Linked DNA regions of Homo sapiens: region 2 is linked to region 1. The links are chromatin loops, found by intact Hi-C in ENCODE. Cell type or tissue: testis. All regions are shown on one strand. Links, peaks and the distances in the headings refer to the core of each region. The heading gives the core; the rest is flanking DNA.

What was found. Hi-C counts contacts between places; a loop is a spot of excess contacts. Peaks named below come from ENCODE experiments on the same cell type or tissue, not always from the same donor. Only the 100,000 strongest peaks of a DNase experiment are listed, where the experiment ranks them.
Region 2: a loop joins it to region 1, with 6 times the contacts of the local background. A loop is called at or near these places in 69 of 110 quality-filtered maps.

The regions. Positions count from the first base shown.
Region 1 is chr14:77,535,703-77,547,280 of GRCh38, reverse strand. The region is part of intron 9 of SPTLC2 (serine palmitoyltransferase long chain base subunit 2); the gene reads left to right. Among named protein-coding and RNA genes, the nearest start is that of ISM2, 43 kb to the right of the region's middle. RefSeq lists an enhancer at 4,226-4,727. In testis, for the core only: no CTCF peak of the experiment used is centred there; no DNase peak of the experiment used is centred there; H3K27ac peaks cover 2,500 bases.
Region 2 is chr14:77,465,249-77,476,826 of GRCh38, reverse strand. It overlaps AHSA1 (activator of HSP90 ATPase activity 1), which reads right to left. Exons shown (of 9, transcript NM_012111.3): 6 at 11,160-11,288; 7 at 8,643-8,744; 8 at 8,319-8,370; 9 at 7,355-7,750. The coding sequence ends at 7,578. ISM2 (isthmin 2) reads left to right here. Exons shown (of 7, transcript NM_199296.3): 7 at 715-2,433. The coding sequence ends at 1,232. Among named protein-coding and RNA genes, the nearest start is that of AHSA1, 13 kb to the right of the region's middle. In testis, for the core only: no CTCF peak of the experiment used is centred there; no DNase peak of the experiment used is centred there.

The sequences.
Region 1 (11,578 bases), core at 3,678-6,177:
CCACAGTAGAGTTTAGCAGTTTATCTGATGCTGGGAATCAGACTCGCTTCCTCCTGTTTTGTGACTTTCTGCCTAGAATGCTGTTGTTTGGAAAAAAAAAAAAAAATACTTGTTTCCGCCGGGTGCGATGGCTCACACCTGTAATCCCAGCACTTTGGGAGGCCGAGGCAGGCGGATCACCTGAGGTCGGGAATTCAAGACCAGTCTGACCAACATGGAGAAACCCTGTCTCTAATAAAAATATGAAAATTAGCTGGGTGTGGTGGCGCATGCCTGTAATCCCAGCACTTTGGGAGGCCAAGGCAGGCGGATCACCTGAGGTCGGGAATTCAAGACTAGCCTGACCAACATGGAGAAGCCCTGTCTCTAATAAAAATACGAAAATTAGCTGGGCGTGGTGGCGCATGCCTGTAATCTCAGCTACTTGGGAGGCTGAGGCAGGAGAATTGCTTGAACACAGGAGGTTGCGGTGAGCTGAGATCGCGCCATTACACTCCAACCTGGGCAACAAGAGCGAAACTCCATCTCCAAAAAAAAAAAGTGTTTTACCATTTGTTAAACACTTATCAAGCAACAAGCAACTACTCTCTACATAGTGGTAGATATGCTGTGTGGGAGATGCAGAGTTGAACAATAGGTGATCTTTGCCTTTGAAAAAACAGTCCAGTGGTAGGGGTAAGATTCCCGGGAAGAACTAGTCTCAGAGGCACAGATAAATTCTTCCTTTGTTCAGCTTGTCTTTTCTCAATTTCCTCCTCCATTCTCTTCTACAACCTCCTCCTTCACTCACTCCCACTCCCCTAAAACCTTAAACTTCCTTAAACCAGCTAAGTTTTTGAAGCAAACTCATATTTTAGATTTCTTATATAATAACTTTCTATATAAATGAAATTTTTCTGTGGATACTGTCACTCTAGTAAATTATCAGCAATCAAAGCAGCTTCTTGATTATTTTTTAAAGCAGCTTCTTGATTATTGAGCACAAAAGGCCTTTTAACCAATGGCTTAAGCCTTCTGAAATCAGCAAGCAATATGACCACCTTACAGGTGGAGAAATTTGAGCTCATGTATGGAACAAGTTTTCTCAATATCTTGTCTCCAACTAGAATGTAGCTTTTCTAACTCCATCTGCTTCTACTTCTGAGGTTGCATGATGATAGTTAGCATTTTATTAAAACAGACTATTTTATAATCTGTTTCTAATTTTCTGCTAATTTTCCAAAGTTTAATTGTGAGTAATCAGCCCAACAAATGAAAGCTCTTTTGGGCATTTGCCTCCCTGTTTTCTCTCCATGGATCAGTAGCCCTTTCCCCACCTTTCTGCTTCAGAAATGGATTCTGAATACTCAAGAGCTTTTGCAACATGGTGTGTCTATTTTTTATTCCACTGCTATCTTTTTCTTCCAAATCCAAATGCTATTAAAAGTTTCTTGCAACAAGAACATTCTCTCCTTTTGTGCCTCGTTTCAGAGTTAGTTTGAAGCTAGCAATTAGGATGCCCAGTGTCTATTGTTTGTTGAAGAATAATTCTAACTTTCTAAACCTTCACATAATTGGAATTGCTTTTCTCCCCCCAGAATTATGTCTGAGGGCTTTATTTTTCATCAAATAGACTTGATCCTAGCTGTTCCCCAACTTTATAGCAGATACTTAATATGTATAAACCAGTGACCTGATAGATGGAATCTGCTCAAAGTAAGAACCTGATACCCGGCCGGGCACGATGGCTCACGCCTGTAATCCCAGCACTTTGGGAAGCTGAGGCGGGTGGATCACCTGAGGTCAGGAGTTTGAGACCAGCCTGACCAACATGGCGAAACCCTGTCTCTACTGAAATACAAAAAAATTTAGCCAGGCATGGTGGCGCATGCCTGCAATCCCAGCTACTTGGGAGGCTGATGGAGGAGAATGGCTTGAACCTGGGAGGTGGAGATTGCAGGGAGCCGAGATCACGCCATTGCACTGCAGCCTGGGAGACAAGAGTGAAACTCCCATCTCAAAAAAAAAAAAAGTGCCCGATACCCTACTAAGAGCTTGCCGGATTTGAAAGCTTTCCAAAAAGGAATTGATTTTTTTTTAATTGTCACCTATAGTTTTTCTAATTATCTAAATATTTTATTTGTATCTACCTCCCTGCTATCTACTTTGGCAGTAGAGTGAGGTGTTAAAGAAAAAATTATTCCTGTCACTTGTGAAACATGATAAGACAGACTTCCTTCAAGGGGGCCATGGTAATAAGCATAGGGATGACTGCAATGGGGTCTTCCAGTGGGGGAGAGAGGGTGGGCTGCAGTCTGACTCCAATAAGGACAGATGAGGATTTACAGCCAAGGAACAGGGTGGGAGTGAGTAGATAGAAAAATACTAAGAGGAAACATCAGGGGTAAGGGGGATGCTTGCCTTCAGCATTCTTGTTGAAGGTAGGCCAGGGTGATAAGATACCAGGGGTAGTCATGTAGGGGATTTTCTCTAATCTGACTTAGCAGGATTATTGCTCAAACTGGATTCTGCAAGAATGGAGAAGGAGGCGCAACGTCAGGACTTTATCAGAAAGGACTCCAAGAGGAGCCTGACTCAAGTTTGGTCAAAGGAGAGAGTCTTTGTCAGGTTCAGAATGACCTCATTAACATGAACTCTTTAAGCCCCTGTTCTCAGACTTTGTCCATGGACCACCTGCATCAGAGGTACTTTTAGTACAGTGGTTCATACCTTGCTTACACACAGGAAAGCTTAAAAAAATAGTGCCAGTGTTAGAGACCTTCTGTAGACCCATTGAGTATCTCAAGGCGAGGCCTCCCTGCCATGGCATGGTGTTATTTAAAAGCACCCCAGATGCTTCTCATGTAAGGCCCCATTTCAGAACCACTGCTGCTTGTTAAAAATGAAGATTCTAGTTTGTTCCACCCACCCTACTGAGTCTTGGTGGATGAGGCCCTAGAATATGCATTGAAAAGAAAACCTTAGGCTGGATATGGTAATCCTGACATTTTGGGATGTAATCGTAACATTTTGGGAGGCTGAAGCTGGAGGATCACTTGAGGTCAGGAGTTTGAGACCAGTCTGGGTGACATAGTGTGAGCCTCTGTCTCTACAAAAAATTCTAAAAATTAGCCAAGTGTGGTGGTACACGTCTGTAATCCTAGCTACTTGGGAGGCCAAGGCGGAGGATTGCACAAACCCAGCTATGATCACACCACTGCATTCCAGCTTGGATGAGAGAGGGAAACCCTATCTCTAGAAAATAAAAAAGAGGATTGTCTTTTTGACAATCCTCTTTTTTTCCTTTTAACTTTTTTACCTCAGTACCAAAGCAGCTCTACTGATTGATGGTAATTGAAAAAGGAAAAGAAACTGGAAGTCAAGATACAAATGAGGGAGATGTTTGGCTTGTAAGACAGGCATTTGCTGGCAGAGCTAAGTTGCCATTTTTGGTTGTTTCTGGAACTCTAAATGCCTGGGATGCTGACACTCCCTTCTGAACAGCTGATGATTCTGGCTGATTGAATCAGTGGCATAGGTGGAGAAGTTAGAAACCAGTTAGGTGCAGCAGGAAAACAGAACTAAGCATTCAGAGATCTGTGGTCATGGTTCCTAAGGCTAGTTGGAATTAATTATTTTTGTTTTACTTTTTTTGGGGGGGGCTGCTTGTATTTTTATAACCTATTAATCCTCAAATTACTTAGTACATAACCTACAAATGGCCTTGCCCACTATAAAGTTGTTAAAATGTTTAGTATTAACCGTTTTGTAAAACTCTGATTGTCTTATTGTATTGCCTTCTACCTCTAAAACTGTTAACTTAAATCCAAGCCAAGCCTTTACCAGAGATTACCTTTATTTGCTAGCTGTCTTCATCTGTGGGTAGATACATTACTACAGTGTTTACGTTCCTTATCTCTTTGTCTCAGAGTAGCCTGTGATATGTTCCAGCCCCAACAGAGGACAGTAGAATGGTCCATTAAGACTTTCTGAGGCCAAGGTGGGCGGATCACTCGAGATCAAGAGTTGGAGACCAGCCTGGCCAACATAGTAGTGAAACCGTGTCTCTACTAAAAATACAAAAATTAGCCGGGTGTGGTGGTGCACGCCTGTAGTCCCAGCTACTCAGGCGGCTGAGGCAGGAAAATCACTGGAACCCGGGAGGTGGAGGTTGCAGTGAGCTGAGATCGTGCCACTGCACTCCAGCTCAGGCAACAGAGTGAGACTTGGTCTCAAAAACAAACAAACAAAAGACTTTCTGTCCTGCCTGTGGGTTGGCACCCGTTAAAACTCAGTTCCTTGATTTTTCACAGGCACTTGGCCTCTTTTCTGCCTTTTGTGGAGGGCCCTCTGTTTCTGGCTGTGCATTAGCAACCATTCTTTTAAACTTCTGATTATATTGAATCAGCAACTTTAAGCTTGCCCCTGCTGCTTGTCATACATCCTGTGGCAGTCCTCAGGAAATCCTAGTTTTTGGCATTGAAATGAATTAAAGGATTAAGCCACAAGAGGGTGGGGGTGATAAACTGTGCTTTTAAGAGGAATTTACTGTGCAGTACTTGGTGTTAGCAAAAGCAGTTCTAGTTCTTACAGGGAGATAGGAAACCAAGGGGCTGCTTTAGAACAGCATCCCTAGGATATGAAGACGCAGATCTGTCTGCTTTGATGTTCTTTAGCTTGACAGTGGCCCCGGCTGAGCACTTTGATATTTGTCGCCAGTCTAGCAAAATAGGGGTTGTGTCTTGGAGATGGTAAACCTAGTTCCCGTTGCTTTGCTTCAGTGTTAGAAAATTACTGAACTCTTGCTTCCTGGAAGTCCCTTATAAATCTCCCTTTTACAAGACTGTTCTCTGGGGCACGAAAATGCCTTTGCTTATAAAGAGCCTGTTGAAGGTCCATTTATTTTCCTTTTCTTAACAGAAAGATTTTCCAGTGCCATTTAGTTAGGACTTACGGGAAACATGTTGTTAAAATCAATCTGTCCTGTTAGCTAATATTTCTTTTATTTTCATTTTGAGCTTTTAGATAAGATTCTTTATCTTTCTGTGAGATAATGTGAAAAAAAACACAAAAGAAATAAATTCAAATACCAGTATACTCTGGTTTTTAAAAATATCTTCACTGACTTTTTTTTTCTTTACATGCTCTACTCTCCCTCTCACCCTACTTCCTTCTTCACTTTTCACTTGGTACTTTCAGATATTCTTTGTGGGTTTTTCTTGGTTTTTTTTTTTTTTTCCGGACACAGAGTCTGTCTCACTCTGTTGCCCAGGCTGGAGTGCAGTGGCACAATCTTGGCTCACTGCAACCTCCGCTTCCCAGGTTCAAACCATTCTCATGCCTCAGCCTCCTGAGTAGCTGGGACTACAGGCGCGTGCCACTATGCCTGGCTACTCTTTGTATTTTTAGTAGAGACGGGGTTTCTCCATGTTGGCCAGGCTGGTGTGGAACTCCTGACCTCAGGTGATCCACCCGCCTTGGCCTCCCAAAGCACTGGGATTACAGTCTTGAGCCACTGCACCTGGCCTAGATATTCTTAGATATATTCATGATGCATCCCATCTAGATGCTTGTGATGAGTATATAATTTACTGATCTGGAAAGTGTGACAAGAGTTTAAAGTGTTATCTGCTGCCTTCTCCCCCCACTTTAGAGCTGTTCAAAGAAAGTGACCATTGATCATTTTAAAAGATGAGCAAAGGAAAGACTGCTTCTTTTTTAAAAAAGAAAATTTGATGACCTACTGTTAGAACACATTTCCACATGGACCCCCCGCTTCTAAATGGGTGTATATCCAGATCATCCAGTCTGTGTGCACAGAGTCCTTGCATTTCTAAGTTCAAAATAGTAATTTAAATGAAAGTAGGCCATCATAAGGCATTGCTAGGAAGAGGTTACTCTTGATAGATGAATGTGCTGCTTTTGGTAAGAATTAGTTTGTTATTTATATTTAAATTTTGTAGGCCGGGCCTGGTGGCTTAAACCTGTAATCCTACCATTTTGGGAGGCCAAGACGGGTGGATCACTTGAGCCCAGGAGTTCAAGACCAGCTTGGGCAACATGGTGAAACCCTGTCTCTACAAAAAAATAAAATAAAATACAAAAATTACCCAGGCATGGTGGCTTATGCCTATAGTCCCAGCTACTTGAGGTGCTGAGACAGGAGGATCACTTGAGCCTGGCAGGCGGAGATTGCAGTGAGCTGAGATCACACCACTCCAGCCTGGGTGACAGAGTGAGTCCCTGACTCAAAATAAATAAATAAATAAATAAATAAATAAATAAAATGTTTTGCAAGCATACCTTCTGAGTACAGTTACACTTTGCCTTATTCTTAGATTTTACATGTTACACATATTTTTGGTTCTGTGAACAGATTATATATGGCATATTTGTAGTTCTAAACTACTTCTGCAACTAAACATGCATTATATCACTCATTTCCCCTCAGTGGAACTGGTATATATGGACTTATGCCATAATTAAATGTTAGCAATGAGAGAGATCTACCTTTAAAATAATAAAATGTGCTGGGTGCGGTGGCTCACGCCTGTAATCCCAGCACTTTGGGAGTCTAAGGTGGGTGATCGCTTGAGGTCAGGAGTTCGAGACCAGCCTGGACAACATAGCGAAACCCCATCTCTACTAAAAATACAAAAATTAGCCAGGTGTGGTGGCGGCCGTCTGTAGTCCCAGCTACTCGGGAGGCTGAGGCAAGAGAATCACTTGAACCCAGGAAGCAGAGGTTGCAGTAAGCCAAGATCACACCACTGCACTCCAGCCTGGGCAACTGAGCAAGACTCCGTCTCAAAAAATTTAAAAAATTAAAAAATAAAAGTAAAAATAAATAAAATGCATTTCAAAATCAAATGGAGACCATTTCTTGATGATCTGGGCTGCTGTGCCTTCCTCTTCCTGCATATGCACAGCTAATTGAGAATGTGGTGTTAAATTTATTAGCAGATAAGAACTCTGTCCATTACATTTTTTTTGTATGTTTCAGGCCTTTTAAGGCATATTATTCCTTTATTGCTGTCTGATCTTCAAAACATATCCAGAGGACCTTCTTATTACTTTTTTTTTTTTTTTTTTTTTTGAGACAAGAGTTTCGCTCTTGTTGCCCATGCTGGCAGGCTGGAGTACAATGGCACAACCTCTGCTTACCGCAACCTCCGCCTCCCAGGTTCGAGCGATTCTCCTGCCTCAGCTTCCCGAGTAGCTGGGATTATAGGCATGTGTCACCACACCTGGCTCATTTTGTATTTTTAGTAGAGACAGGGTTTCTTCATGTTGGTCAGGCTGGTCTAGAACTCCCGACCCCAGGTGATCTGCCTGCCTCGGCCTCCCAAAGTGCTGGGATTATAGGCATGAGCCACCTTGCCTGGCTTAATTGTGTTTTTTTATTAGTTCAAGCCACAATAAGAAGTTTATTCAGTCAGCAATCTGTTTTTGACTACTTAACCACGTGCCAGCTACAAAAAAATAACATATAGCTTCAAAAGCCTCTTAAGCGGCTGGGCACAGTGGCTCACGCCTGTAATGCCAGCACTTTGGAAGGCCAAGACTGGCAGATCACTTGAGGTTAGGAGTTTGAGACCAGCCTGGCCAACATGACAAAACCCCATCTCTATTAAAAATATAAAAATTAGCCAGACTTGGTGGCAGGCACCTGTAATCCCAGCTACTTGAGAGGCTGTGGCAGGAGGATCACTTGAGCCCAGGAGCCAGAGGTTGCAATGAACCGAGATCACACCACTGTACTCCAGGCTGGGCGACACAACGAGACCCCATCTCCAAAAAAAAAAAAAAAAAAAAAAAGCCTCTTAAGATAAAATTTTCATTTTTTTGAATTCTCAGAATAAACAACAGTTTCTTAGTGTTAGATTACAATTATTTCTTAATACCACTTAGATCCTTCTTTTTTTAATTAATTTTTTCTCTTTTTGGTGTCTGAGTGGGCCTTAGAGTTAGAAAATAACTGTCTCCTGTTGGCTTGCCTTTTCTCTTTTTCCTCAAGGTCTTTAATATCTCCCTAGAAGATAAAAAGGATATATGCCCATTTGTTTCTGTTTTTTCCCAATTTGATGATAGAAGAATAGGCCTTAAAATATTATAGGTCTTGTTATAGGTAAAATAACAAAAATAGAAAATAATATAAATGATCTTACATATGTAAATATAAAATAAGTTTTTAAAGACCGTTTGTTTAAGCATTTCATTAAGTGCTTTAATGGAGTATCCCATTTTCTTAAAACAGCCTTATCTAGTAGGTAGTTATCATCATCATCATCATCCCCATTGCCATTCCCATTTTGCAGATGAAGAAACCAAACTCAGAGGTTAAGTGACTTGGCTGTAGCCATACAGCTACTAGATGCTCAAGCCAGGATACAAACGTAGATAGTCTGACTTCAGAAGTTTATATACCACAGGCTGGGGATAGTGGCTCATGCCTGCAATCCCAGCACTTTGGGAGGCTGAGGCAGGTGGATCACCTGAGGTCAGGAGTTTGAGACCAGCCTGAGCAACATGGCGAAACCCCATCTCTACTAAAAATACAAAAATTAGCCAGATGTGGTGACGCATGCCTGTAATCCCAGCTACTTGGGAGGCTGAGGCACAAGAATAGTTTGAACCCGGGAGGCAGAGGTAGCATTGAGCCAAGATCAAGCCACTGCACTCCAGCCTGGGCAACAGAGCAAGACTCTGTCTCAAAAAAAAAGTTTATATAGAACCAAATTAAAACTACTAATAAGTGAAATTCAGGAAGATGGTGAAATTATTAGTTCTCTCTTTCTTTCTGAGACCTGCATTACTGCTTTGATGTATGACATCCAAAATGACTGTCTTATTATTTCAAGTTTAAAATGTCCTCCATGCAAGCATATCTCTGTGCCTATTCTAGATTATTAGATGTGAGAATAAAATTAGCTCAGGTAGAGACAGGATCCCATCCCCATTATGATGGGGTGTGCATGAGTGGTAGTTTTCAGAAAAGGACGGTGTCTGCTTGCCATCTTGAACACTCAGATTTGCAAAGGTAATTTGCCTCACCTGGATGATAATTACTGGGTGATGTGATGGTAGAGGTACTCTAAATTGGAGAATAAAGGAAAACCTCAAAAGCTTTGGAAAGTTCATAGCATCGTAGAGGGTAAAATATATGAAGCTTGTTTATAAACTATAAATCAGAGCATTAGAGAATGAAGTGATTATATGTTAGTAAAATCAGCTGTGTCCTTGTGTTATGTGTTAAAATTAATAAGAGTGTGCACAGGAAATAGAAAATGGAGAATTGGAAACAACAAGGGAAGTAAGATAGTCGTTCATTTCATTTTTCAAAGTTAAGGCTAAGCCGAAGGGTCGGAACATGTTGTATGGAAGATAGGAACAGCATGATTTTAAGAGAAGAATACATGAACAAGTGAAATAACAGTGGCCGTTTATTGTCTGCTTACCATGTAGTTAGCACTGTTCTAACTGCTTTTCATTAAATTCTCAGAACAAGTATTAAATGTTAGACATTATTTTCCCTCTTTTACAAAAGGGGGAAGCTGAGAGGTTAAGGAAACAAAGAGGTTAAGTTGCTTACCCAAGGACACATAGTTACTAGTGTTGGAGCCAGTTTGAACTCATGGATCCAGTTCCAGAATGCTTTTTGTGTACTAGATATTTATTAATGTATTAGATGATTGTTTGCCTTAATGTAATTGACTATATAGGTAATTTTGCTTTGTAATTTAAATTAGTTCGAATACATAACGTGTTTTCATTTTCCCAGCGTATTTCAACTTGGCTTATCTGCTCAGTGTTCTTGGGGGAGTTACTAGGGAAAAAAATATAACAGTATTTGTCCTCAGAGTTTGCAGTTTGTTCTGGCAACACGAGACCACACATAAACGGCATAAGTACAGTAACAGGAACTTATAAACAAGAGCAAATTAATGAATTACAAAGTAGAGACATGTCTTAAAATGTGCCATAGGGAATCTTTCCATAACTTTTTTTTTTTTTTAACTTCTGCCCTTTATCTTTCATAGTGTTCTTTGGTTTCTTTGGGGTTTTTAAAGATAAGAAGTACATAGGCCAGGTGCAGTGGCTCACGTCTGTAATCCTAGCACTTTGTGAGGCAGAGGCGGGTAGATCACGAGGTCAGGAGTTCATCAGCCTTGCCAAGATGGTGAAACCCCATCTCTACTAAAATTCCAAAAATTAGCTGGGTGTGGTGGCAGGTGCCTGTAGTCCCAGCTATTCAGGAGGCTGAGGCAGGAGAATTGCTTGAACCTGGGAGGCGGAGGTTGCAGTAAGCCAAGATTGCACCATTGCACTCCAGTCTGGGCAACAGAGCGAGACTTCATCTCAAAAAAAGAAGTGGGGGGGTGGGGGAATACATAGACATTGGTAGAAAATAACAAAAACAAAATTAAAATTTACAAATTGCTTGTATTTACTGATTTGCATGATTTTCACCTAAACTGCAGAAAATTGTCCATAGGAGTTTTTACTAGTAGTATTTTATCTTTACCACTGATCTAATGGTAGAAAAAGAAATAGAGCTCTAAGAGAGGTTTTTTTTTCTTCTTTTTAAAAGTTATCACTTGTCTTTTGTTTACATAGAAAAGTGTGGCTTTGGAATAAATTATATTACTTGACCCACCTCCCACAAAAGTTTTGCTTAAACTCGGCCTATAGGCTGGAAGGACTAGGATGAAAAGGGGTATTGCTAATGGATACTGGTTTCTTTTTGAGTGATGAAAATATTCTAACATTTATTGTCATAAGAGGTGCAGAACTCTATACTAAAAAACATTTAACTGTGTGCTTTAAATGGGTGAATTTTATGGCACGTGATATATATCTCAATAAAGCTGTTTAAAAAATCACCTGGTGACGTGAATCCATTGGTCAAAAATAAAATAAAGAGAAAAAAAAAACCAAAAAATACCTGACCTACAGTGAGCAAACAGTGTCACCTATAATAAATTTAAAACTTTTTTATTGTGGTAAATATATATAACAAAATTAATCATTTTTCGGTACAATTCAGTGGCATTACATACATCCAGTGCTGTGCAACCATCACCACTATCCATTTATAGAACCTTTTCATCATCTCAGAAAATAATTTTTAATATTCTAGTTCAAGTTTGGAAGCAGTAGTCTTGACCTACTGCATTTCAAAATCTAGGCTCTAGAAATACTTGCTCCACCAAAATTGAGTTGTGTCTCCACAGTTTTTAGCCTTTTTGCTGGTTTCCCCTCAAACCAACTTTTTCTTTTGTGTTTCCTATCTCAGGTAATGGCATCACTATTCATGAAGTTGTCCAAACAAGAAATACCTATCATCGTTTCTCTCCTTTATCCCCTGTATTTAGTCACCAGTGCCTATGGATCATGCTTCCTTAATATCTTTGAACCTGTCTACTTCTCCATATCTCATTGTTATTTACTTGACTTAGATTTCTGTCCACTTTCACCTGGTTTTAATAGCCAGCCAGTCATAATAGTAGAGGAATCAGTCAAGCAAAAATGCTTTGGAAGAATTAAATAAGCAATGCTGAACATCAGGAATTGTAGATATCCGTACAGAGAGTTCCAG
Region 2 (11,578 bases), core at 8,247-10,746, 75 kb after region 1:
CCTCCTGCCTTGGCCTCTAGAAGTGCTGAGATTACAGGCGTGAGCCATCGCGCCTGGCCCCCCAGCTCTTCTATTTAAGAGAACCTCAGTCAGATGTACTTTAGCCTCAGGTTTTTGTTTTGAGGGATATAATTTATTTTAAAATTAAATAAAAATATAGTTTAAAAAAAGGCCACGTTTCCCGAGGTGGAGATGGGGAGGAGAGCAGCATAGACAGAGGGGGCCACAGGAGGCCCAAAGTGGCCAAATGACTCACCCCAGGCCAGATTGCCTGAGAAAGGCAGCGTTCAGAACAAGAATGGTCCAGTGGCTAAAATAATGAAACCTTCTTACCAGTTGGTGAAAAGCTGCTGTACCTGTCTCCACTCACCCCAGATCCTTTTCCAAGATCTCAGGATCTTTCCCACCATTCAGCACATGACACCTAAACCTTTCCCACCATTCAGCATGTGACATATGGCACCGCAGAGGACATCTGGGTCATTGCTCCAGCCCCTTGGCCTGTGTCTGTTCTGAGCAAGAGCTTCTTGCTTCAGGTTGTCTGGATGGTGTGGGGTAGCCTCTCTCCATCCCCAAGGCCCTACCAAGCCACGCCTTTGCACCAGCTGGGGCCTGGGCCTTCTCTCCCCATGCACTGGCCCTTAATCAGTCCCCGCCCCACACGGGCCTGGCTCTGTCACTGGCTTCCCTCCTGCACTTTGTGGCCCTTTGCAGATGTGGACAGCTGTGAGAAGTGGCTGAACTGCAAGAGCGACTTCCTAATCAAGTATCTGAGCCAGATGCTGCGGGACCTGCCCAGCTGCCCGTGTGCCTACCCACTGGAGGCCATGGACAGCCCTGTGAGCCTACAGGACGAGCACCAGGGCCGCAGCTTCCGGTGGAGGGATGCCAGTGGCCCTCGCGAGCGCCTGGACATCTACCAGCCCACGGCGCGCTTCTGCCTGCGTTCCATGCTGTCTGGGGAGAGCAGCACACTGGCCGCCCAGCACTGCTGCTATGACGAGGACAGCCGGCTGCTGACCCGTGGCAAGGGCGCCGGCATGCCCAACCTCATCAGCACCGACTTCTCACCTAAGCTGCACTTCAAGTTCGACACGACGCCCTGGATCCTGTGCAAGGGGGACTGGAGCCGCCTCCACGCTGTGCTCCCTCCCAACAACGGCCGAGCCTGCACCGACAACCCCCTGGAGGAGGAGTACCTAGCACAGTTGCAGGAGGCCAAGGAGTACTAGTGACGGGGTTGCTGAACAGACACTGCAGGGAGAGGGCAGGCGGCTGCTGCTGTTGCACGGGAGAACTTTCCTCACCCGCCCCTGCCCAGACAGGGTGAGGAAAGGGCTCCCCCAGTGAGGTTGGTCCGAGGCTGTGTGCCCTCTGCCAGCGACCCCGAAGCAGATATCTCAGTGGGGTTAGTGAGAAGGTTGAAGGGTATGTAGGGCCCAGGGTGGGTGTCCCTGGGAGCCCTGGAAATGTGCATATGTGCATGTGTCTGCCGGGGCCTCCCTCTGCTGCCTGCTGGGACCCTGGCCACTCATTTTTCTCCTCCTTGGGAGCTGGGCTCTTCTGCCCTGGCTCTGCACATAAGTGTTAGCCAGCAGCTCCAGAAAAATCCCGATTCCCGGGATCTGCCACGAGTCACTCCTACTCCACCCTGATGGCCAGCAGAGGAAGGGCCACTCTTCTCATGGGCACAGCCATCCTTTGCCGGGGGGGGCATCCAGCCTGGGTGGCCACCCCTCCTTATCTCTGGGTGGTGCACATGCCCTTCTTTCCCCACTCCCTGCCACGAGCCACTGCACAGGAGGCTATCTGTAGCCCCAAGCTGCCTTTCTGTTGGACACCAACTTTAGTCTTGGGCTGCAAGCCAGCCCAGCTGAGGCGAAGTGGACTCCAGGCAGGGAATGGGTTGCCCAATTCTGGTCCCTTTCCTTTGCTCAGCCCCCTCTGTTCTGCTGATTGTAGGGATGTGCAGGGCTGGGAGTTGGCACTCCCCCCGAGTGGGGAGGTGACAGCTTGTCACAGTAGCCAGGCTTGGGTGGGTTCAGCACTAGCTCGGGACGGTGTGTCACACGTCTATAGTAAACCAGTTCTCTGGGAGGGGAAAAAAGCCCTGATTTATTGCATTTGGGCAGCTTCTGTGGTGTAAATTCTCCCAGCAGTGTCCCATGTCATGCTGCCAGCATCACTGAATGCACTGAACTCAGAGTTGGGAAGAGATGCACATAATCGCTCTCCCGGCACACCTCATGCCTCTTCCCTGCCTCCCCATTCCCCTGGCTGCACTTCCTTGCCTTCTATGGGGTTGAAATATTGAAGTCTCAACTGTCTCTGTTCACAAGAGCCACCAAAAGTTAGGGGACTTCAGTCCTAGCCCCCAGATGGCCGCCCTGAAGCTCTCTGGGCTCCTCAGCAATAAAGCACTTTATTTTCAAATTCTGCCTGATGAAGACTTTCGGGCCCCGGCAGAGCGGAGGAGTGTAAGGAACCCTTGCTTATGGTCCAAGTCAAACTCCCATGGGTGTGCTTGTAACTTACTTAACCCACAGCAGGCTCCTTTTCATTTCCTGGACCAGCCGGGCAGGCAGAGCTTGTGGCATGCAGGAGTTAGACTCTAAATATCAGTTATCCTTATTCACACTGCCTAGGAGATGGACGAGGAGCTGGCTGGACCTCAGGGGCACATTCACTCTGAGCTTTGTCAGAGAGGTAAATCACTTTTACTCCACCAGGAAGTAATTTGCTGTCAGGGGATCCAACAAAGAGTTGCCCAAAGAACTACAGCTCTAAGATGAGAGGTGGATCCGTGCTCTGCCTCAGTGGGCACCCCAACTAGACACTCCACTGTCACTCCTGACGTGGGGAAGGACAGGGATATATCAGGAAGCGCAGTAAAGGAAGGTGTGTCCAGAGCCACCACTGGAGACACTCGGAGAGTCAGACATTTCCAATGACCATCACTGCCGGAGGTAAGTTTATTAGTCTGTCCTGAACCATAGTCTAAAAATACTCTACCTGCAACTAGAAATATGAGAGGGTTAGAGAGGGCAGTGTCTCAGGCCGCCAGACAGGAGCCATGCTCACTCCCTTTCTCTTGTCTGAGGAATTCAGTAAGATTAGCACAGGCTAATTATTATTTTTTTTGAGACAGGGTCTCCCTCTGTCACCCAGGCTGGAGTGCAGTGGCGCGATATCGGCTCACTGTAATCTCTGCCTCCCGGTCTCAAGTGATCCTCCCACCTCAGCCTCCCAAGTAGCTGGGACCACAGGCCCACGCCACCACACCCCCGCTAATTTTTTTTGTATTTTTGGTGGAGGTGGGGTTTCGCCCTGTTGCCCAGGCTGGTCTCAAACACCTGAGCTCAAGCAGCCCACCCACCTTGGCCTCCTAAAGTGCTGGGATTACAGGCATGAGCCACTGCGCCCAGTTCGAGGCTAATTATTTTTCAGCAGAAACTTTTAAAAGTAACAAGACAGAGTAATCCCAGAGTCTGCTTTCTAAGGAAACTGCTAATTCCCCTCCTTTCTAATATAACTCACTTTGGCACTTAAACGTACTGTCTTAATCTATATTTAATGGTTTTCTATTACCCATACTGAATTTAGCCAACCCCATTTTAAATCTGTACATTTAAAGTGGCATGCTAAATTGCTACCGTGTCAGGCCACAGATGAGAGAAACTAAACAAAAGGGGCTGGGGAGTGGGTCGGCTATGAAATTACATTTATTCGAGCAATGCAAAGGAGAAAGACACTGCGCAGGTGGCTGCAGGCTTTAGGAGCACCTGTGTGTGAGGAGCAGCGCCAACGGCGGGAGCAGTGAGCCTGATGAAGGGAGGGTTTCCAGAGCAGCTGGTATCAGAGCCCAGAGGAAGCCCATGAAACCAGAGGGTCCCTCCACTCCTTTCTGTTCCAGTGTCAGTCACATCACTGGCTTGACTAGCTGTTCTTCCTGTCCCCAACACCAGGAGTTCATCCATGGCCATGAATCCAGCATGAACACCACTGACTGTTTCTACCTTAACAGCTACCCCAGCAACCAAGATGGTTTTGCCCAATTTTACCCCCTCTGGTTAGCCTCACAAATGGCCCTAGGCTAGGCAAGACTGGTCAGATTGAATGCTTCCTAGAGTTTTAGGTAACCAGCAGTATAGAGTCTGCTGACCTCTGTCAAGAGGTCTTTAAAGAGAAAGAATGATTAGATCCTTTGCCCCATTAGTCACAAAAGGGACCCAAATGTGCTGCTGTGGCTCCTTTACAATGAGGTTTTGTTTTGTTAATATGTTGAGATGCTTCTCAAAGTGCATCCCTGATATTAGAATCACCTGGGGTATTTATTAAACTCTGTTTATGGGCCACACCCCACACCCACTGAGTAAGAATCTTTAGGAGTGGAGTCCACTTTTGTGCATTGTTCTTCCTCTCAGGCATGGAGAGCTCTTAGCCCAAGATACGCAATTTGGATTAAAATTAGCCAGCTTTTCAAAATAGCATTCTGGCTTAAGGGCAAACACTTGGGCTTTTGAATGGATTCAGCAGCGACTATTTGCTAAATGACACCAGGTGCCAGCGTTTCTACATGTATCATCTCGAACGCTCTCACAAGACACCTATTATGCACATTCTACAGATAAGGATATTCACCCAATTTGTTAGGAAGTGGAACTTTTACTATTCAAACACAAAGTCGAAGTCCACAGTTTTATTTCTAGCTATGCCATTTGCTTTTTAGGTCCAGATGGCTTACCAAAATGTTATCAGTAAAATGGCAATGGTAAGAATTGAATAGCCATCAATACTGGCACGTAATGGCAACTGCACATGTCACATGGCAGGCACTTAGCCTGGTGCCTTGGGTTTAATGAACATATTGGTCATCTCTACTTGATTGATTCTAAGTATTCTGGAACTGGTAACTTTCCAGCCAGGTGTGTGTGAAAAGGCTCATTTTTTCTTTTTCTTTTTCTTTTTCTTTTCTTTTTTTTTGTTTTTTGAGACTTGCTCAGTCACCCAGGCTGGAATGCAATCAATGGCGTGATCTTGGCTCACTGTAACCTCTGTGTCCCAGGTTCAAGCAATTCTCCCACTCAGTCTCCTGAGTAGCTGGGATTACAGGCACCTGCCATTATGCCCAGCTAATTTTTGTATTTTTAGTAGAGATGGGGTTTCACCGTGTTGGCCAGGCTGGTCTCGAATCCCTGACCTCAGGTATCTGCCCGCCTTGGCCTCCCAAAATGCTGGGATTACAGGCGTGAGCCACTGCGCCTGGCCGAAAGGGCTCATTTGTTTGTTTGTTTGTTTGTTTGTTTTGAGACAGAGTCTCCGTCGCCCAGGCTGGAGTGCAGTGGCTTGGTCTCGGTTCATTGCAACCTCTGCCTCCCAGGTTCAAGCGATTCTCCTGCCTCAGCCTCCCTAGTAGCTAGGATTACAAGTGCCCGCCACTACACCCGGCTAATTTTTGTATTTTTAGTAGAGACAGGGTTTTGCGATGTTGGCCAGGCTGGTCTCGAACTCCTGACCTTGTGATCCGCCTGCCTCGGCCTCCCAAAGTGCTGGGATTACAAGCGTGAGCCACCGCTCCCAGCCAAAGTCTCATTTTTTTTTAATTAATTTTTTTTTAAATTGTTTTTGAGCCGGAGTCTCGCTCTGTCGTCCAGGCTGGAGTGCAGTGGCATGATCTCGGCTCACTGCAAGCTCCGCCTCCCAGGTTCACGCCATTCTCCTGCCTCAGCCTCCCGAGTAGCTGGGACTACAGGTGCCCACTACCACGCCCAGCTGATTTTTTGTATTTTTAGTAGAGACGGGGTTTCACCGTGTTAGCCAGGATGGTCTCGATCTCCTGCCCTCGTGATCCGCCCACCTCGGCCTCCCAAAGTGCTGGGATTACAGGCGTGAGCCACCGCGCCCGGCCCAAAGTCTCATTTTTAATCGTCTCTGTTAGGAGTCTGTTAGGAAGGGCCTGTTGATTTGATTCAAGCTAGACTCCAGGTTCTTCATCAAAAGGCGTCATTTTGCACCCCTAGGAGGCAGATGTAATGTCAAACTAGATGTGGATTAGTTCAGCCCAGCACTCTTGTAATTCAAGCCAAAGATGGCTTTGGGAAGTGTAAATGAACCAGATCTTGAACTCTGCTTTAACCAGTTTTAGCCTGCAAAGTCTTGCTGCCACCCAATAAAACAGGCAATAAACAGACGAAGGAAATAGCTGTAGCTGCAGGAGGTAGCGTCTGGCTTAGAGAGCACTGACTCCCGCTGGGGTGCAGGAAGTCAGGGCGAGGCTTGTCCAGGAGTGACTCTCCCTGTTCAGGTACTGTTACCTCTTCCTGCAATGTGGCAGTCTGAACCCACTATATCCCCAACACTTGGCTCATGGTCAGTGCCCAGCAAACTTAATGGTACCACATATTGTTAAATAAAGACAACAATTTGCTGAGTATGGGCTCTGCAGTTACAGTCCTTGTTGCAAATCTCAACTCTGCTTGTTGGATCTGGGTGTTAAGAAATCCAAGGCTCACCTGTAGCAAATATGTTATGTAAAATACTTGTTTTTCAAGACAGTCTTATTCTGTCACCCAGGCTTGAGTACAGTGGTGCAATCTTGGCTCACACCTTCTGGGCTCAAGCAATTCTCGTGCCTCAGCCTCCTGAGTGGCTGGGATTACAGGCGTGTGCCACCTCATCAGTTAATTTTTGTATTTTTAGTAGAGATGGGGTTTCGCCATGTTGGCCAGGCTGGTCTTGAACTCCTGGCCTCAAGTGATCTACCTGCCTCAGCCTCCCAAAGTGCTGGGATTATAGACCTGAGCCACTGCGCCTGGCTATATGTAAAATACATGTATTTAAAAGCCAAGGCTTAATTAAGTTCTTGTAAAACAAATGACAACAGTACCTACTGCGTATTATAGAGATCAAATGAGTTAATGCAAGTAAACAGTGTAGTGTCTAGTACTCAGTAACTGCAATGTAACAGAAGCTGCCACAAGTTAGGAATCTCCCACCTTCCCATATCCCAAACCAGCATCTGGTGATCACTTATCTTTGCAAGAGGGTAAGAGGCCATGGGCAGTGCAAAGTGAGAAGTCAACTGCACTGGCAGTAGAGGCATAGTGTTAGCACTCCCTACCCAAGTACCAACCCTCCCCTACTGTTATGGGTAAAAAGGCAGAAACTATTTACTAGTAAGAAAGACTAGCTCAGGAATGCCTGGTAGTGAGAAGCAGGCTCTGTGCCTCTTAATTACCTACACTTACCCAGAATAGAGACAAGGCTGTCCACCCTGTCCTTCTTTTTTGAATTCAAAACCTTCAAGGGAGCTCTCAATACCAGCCACTCAATCAACATAGGTTCCAGACACGCATGTTTTTTAAATTATGTTTATTTAGCATATGTACACATAAAAGAGAAATTGCCCTCTGAACCCACCCAGCAGAAAACATGCACAAACCCAAGGTATATGTGGAAGGGAGGGGCCCCGGCCCCAAGTTAGCAGCTGGGACGATGCAATCCTGTGAGTCGCAAGCCCCAGTCAGGAGAGAGCTGGACTGAAGTGTCCAGCAGGCTGGAGTCCCCTGCCGCTGGCCCTAAAATAAGCGTGCGCCATAGCCAAAGGTCTGTTTAATGCCCTCAAAGTAGTACCGCTGCCAGCCCTGTCGCGTCCGCTCTTCCTCAGGAGCAGGGATGCCTCGACCTTCCATGCACAGCTCAGTCTCTCCGTTCTTGTCGATGAAGGTCAAGGTGATGGTGGCAAAGTGTCCTGGGAAAGGCAGAGGGGACGGAGGTTTCATATCTAGGTTTCCATCTGAGTTTAAGACTGGGGCAACCTGGCTGGGCGTGGTGGCTCACACCTGTAATCCCAGCACTTTGGCAGGCTGAGGTGGGCGGATCACCAGAGGTCAGGAGTTCCAGACCAGCCTGGCTAACATGGTGAAACTCCATCTCTACTAAAATTACGTGGGCGTGGTGGCATGCACCTGTAATCCCAGCACTTTGGGAGGCTGAGGCAGGAGGATCACTTGAGCCCAGGAGTTCGAGACTAGCCTGGACAATGTAGTAGGACCCCATCTCTACAAAAAAAGTAAAAAAGTAAAAAAAAAAAAAAAAAAAAAAAAGCTGGCATGGTGGCACACGTAGTCTCAGCTACTTGGGAAGCTGAAGCAGGAGGATCGTTTGGGTCTGGGAGGTTAAGGCTGCAGTTTGCTGTGATTATGCCACTGCACTCTAGCCTGAGTGACAGTGAGACCCTGTTTCCAAAAAAAAAAAAAAAAAAATTACAGCAAAGAGAAAAAGTTCTGGGGGTAATGGCAATAAATATGTTTACTTACCCTCTGGCCAAGATTTAAACCTCCACTTCATCACAATATGTTTCTCAGGGACCTAAAATAATCAAACAGCTCAGTCTATATTATATACTACAATGTACCCAATCCTAGCTAGGATCAGTCATCTGCCCTTCATACGGAGTCTACCATCTGTGCAATTATATTACTTGCAAGACAGTTCAAATCACAGCCTTTTTTTGAAAAACAAAATGTTTTATTAACAAAGAGATTAAAGCCTTACATTTTACCTATAGAGTTCAGAAAAAGAGAAATGTCACTCATCTGACCAGAGGCAATAACCTGAGTCTAGGGCCGGCAGGTACTCACCAGATCAGTAAATTCCCCAGAGACGTTGCCATCTACCATGTGGAACTTTCCACCTCTGTCTGCTTCTAATGTTGCAGGAGCATGGGTAAAGGCCTGCACCAGCTGCAGGGAAAAAAAAAAAAAAAAAAAAAAAGAGGCAGAAGATACATGGCTTTCAGTGGGACCCAAGGACAAATGCCAGCTGAAGGCTGCATGCCTCAACTCTCATTTCCACCAGTCTGCCCCACAGGCGGGTCCAGGGTGTCCCTCTATTCTGTTTTAATACCAGCCAGGACTTGACTTCGGGAATTCTTTCTGATCTGATGATGCCATTACTTTGGACCCGTTTACTTTTATTTATTTGAAATTGTATATGGTTCAGAAAGATATAAGAATGAGCTTATGAAAGAAAATTCTCAAGTAAATGTTTGAGACTTCTATTATCATTTCTGAGAACATGTCCCAAAATAGATCTATTCCATCTTTTATTTTATTTTATTTTTTTATTTATTGAGACGGAGTCTCACTTTGTTGCCCAGGCTGGAGTGCAGTGGCGCGATCTCGGCTCACGCAACCTCCGCCCGTCCAGGTTTTAAGCAATTCTCTGCTTCAGCCTCTGTAGTAGCTGGGATTACAGGCGCATGCCACCATGCCTGGCTAACTTTTTGTATTTTTTAGTAGAGATGGGGTTTCACCATCTTGGCCAGGCTGGTCTTGAACTCCTGACCTCGTGATCCACCCACCTTGGCCTCCCAAAGTGCTGGGATTACAGGCGTGAGCCACCGCGCCCAGCCCTTTTATTTTTTTTGAGATAGGTCTCGCTCTGTTGCCCAGGCCGAAGTGCAGTGGCATGATCATGGCTCACTGCAGCCCCGACCTCCTAAGCTTAGGTGATCCTCCCACCTCAGCCTCCTGAGGAGCTGGGACTACAGGCGCATACCACCATACCTGGCTAATTTTTGTATTTTTTGTAGAGACAGGGCTTCACCATGTTGGCCAGGCTGGTCTCAAACTCCTGGGCTCAAGTAATTCACCCGCCTCAGCCCCTCAAAGTGCTGGGATTAGAGATGTAAGCCACTGTGCCTGGCCTACTCCATATATATGAAATCAGTATCATTTTGCTGTGTTCGATTACCCAACGGTGCCGCTTTTACTTTTAATAAGACTTTACTATTTTTTAAAGTAGGTAATACGAATACATGGTACAAAATTAAAAATAAACAGAAGGTTAAAAATGTTAGGAATCCTCCCATACAAAAGTATTTTAAAACTCTGAAAACTTTAGCTAGTTTGGAAGCAGAGATTCAACTGAAGTCTGTGTTGAAGTGCTAAATTCAATTCACATGAAGACCACAGCTATGCTGCTAAGTCCTTCAAGGCAGCAGGCACCAAGTAGAACCAAGTTAGCCATCGAATGCAGTCTTTGGCATAGCCAGGTCATAACACATCTCTGGAGTCAACTAAGATAACTTTCTGAAGTACAGTACAATTTTGTTTATACACATCTTTTTAAATTTCTAGAAAACCCAGTCCATTTAATTGCTTCTCCAGTTCTTGGTTTTCTAAGGGGGAGAGAACTTATCACGAGAGTATTTTGGGTGCAGGCGCACAGACATACTAACACCCATATACTACATGGTACCTCTTAATTTATGGCTGTATTTACATTTTTGTTTAAAAAATAAGATCTTGAAATTTTGTCCCAGAGTATATGGGAACTTCCACATATCCTAACCACCTTTACTATCAGATAATAAAGCTGAATACGGTCATGTTTCTCAACTCCACACTATAGCAGCAGAATGGCACAAGTCAGCTGTGCAACACAAAGAAGCCAGGAATTCTTCTGTGCTACAGAGTAACCAAGAATGGCCATTCACTTTTCTAGTAAGATTCACTCAGTGGTTTCTACTTATATGACCCAAAACTGGAACAGGCACGGTAGTGTGCACCTGTAGTCCCAGCTACTCAGGAGGCTGAGGAAGGAGGATCGCTTGAGCCCAGAAGTTCAACGTTAGTCTGGGCAACATAGCAAGACCAGGTCTTTTGTTTTTAAAATAAATAAATATGGCCGAGCACAGTGGTTTGCACCTGTAATCCCAGCACTTTGGGAGGCTGAGGCAGGCAGATCACTTGAGGTCAGGAGTTTCAGACCAGCCCATCTCTACTAAAAAATATGGTGAAACCCCATCTCTACTAAAAAACATAAAAATTAGCTAGGCGTGATGGCGTGTGCCTATAGTACCAGCTGTTCAGGACGCTGAGGCAGGAGAATTGCTGGAACCTGGGAGGCAGAGGTTGCAGTGAGCTGAGATTGTGCCACTGCACTCCAGCCTGGGCAGGTGACAGAGCGAGACTCCGTCTCAAAAAAAAAAAAAGAGAATAGAGGGAGGGAAAAATTCACTTTGATGAAGGCCTCATGGCTCCAGTTGTGAGTTTGTGAGTACCTCTTCTGTACACTGCTGAAGGGATATGCCCCCAACTCAAGTCACCTAGAAGGGCAGATGGCATGAGGCCTGAAGGACAAGACTTACTTACCTCTTGGGTGGTAAACACTCTATAGAGCTCCTCTGGTGACGTCAGGAAGGTTTCCTTAAGAGTGATCTTACAAGTGGGGATTTTGACTCCAACAGGTCTGGCCTGGGTTTTTGAAGGAGCAGGCTTAGCCTGTGAAGGTGGCAGTGAAAATGATCAATACAGAGTAATGATACAACCTCAATCAACGTGGCTTCAGAGACAGTTGTACCATTCATTCTCATAAAAATGTTCACCTCCAAGGGTAATTATTCCAAGGGGTTTGAAGGGAATTTGAGTGTGTAGGTGTTTCAGTCATGAGGGTAATGATTCTGGAAACCTCCTCAATTCCCAGTAAAAATAACCACTCTACAAGGAAGACCCTGATAGTCAAATAACAAATCAAATCATTGAGATATTTTTGAAGAGCTCAGTGTAATTCT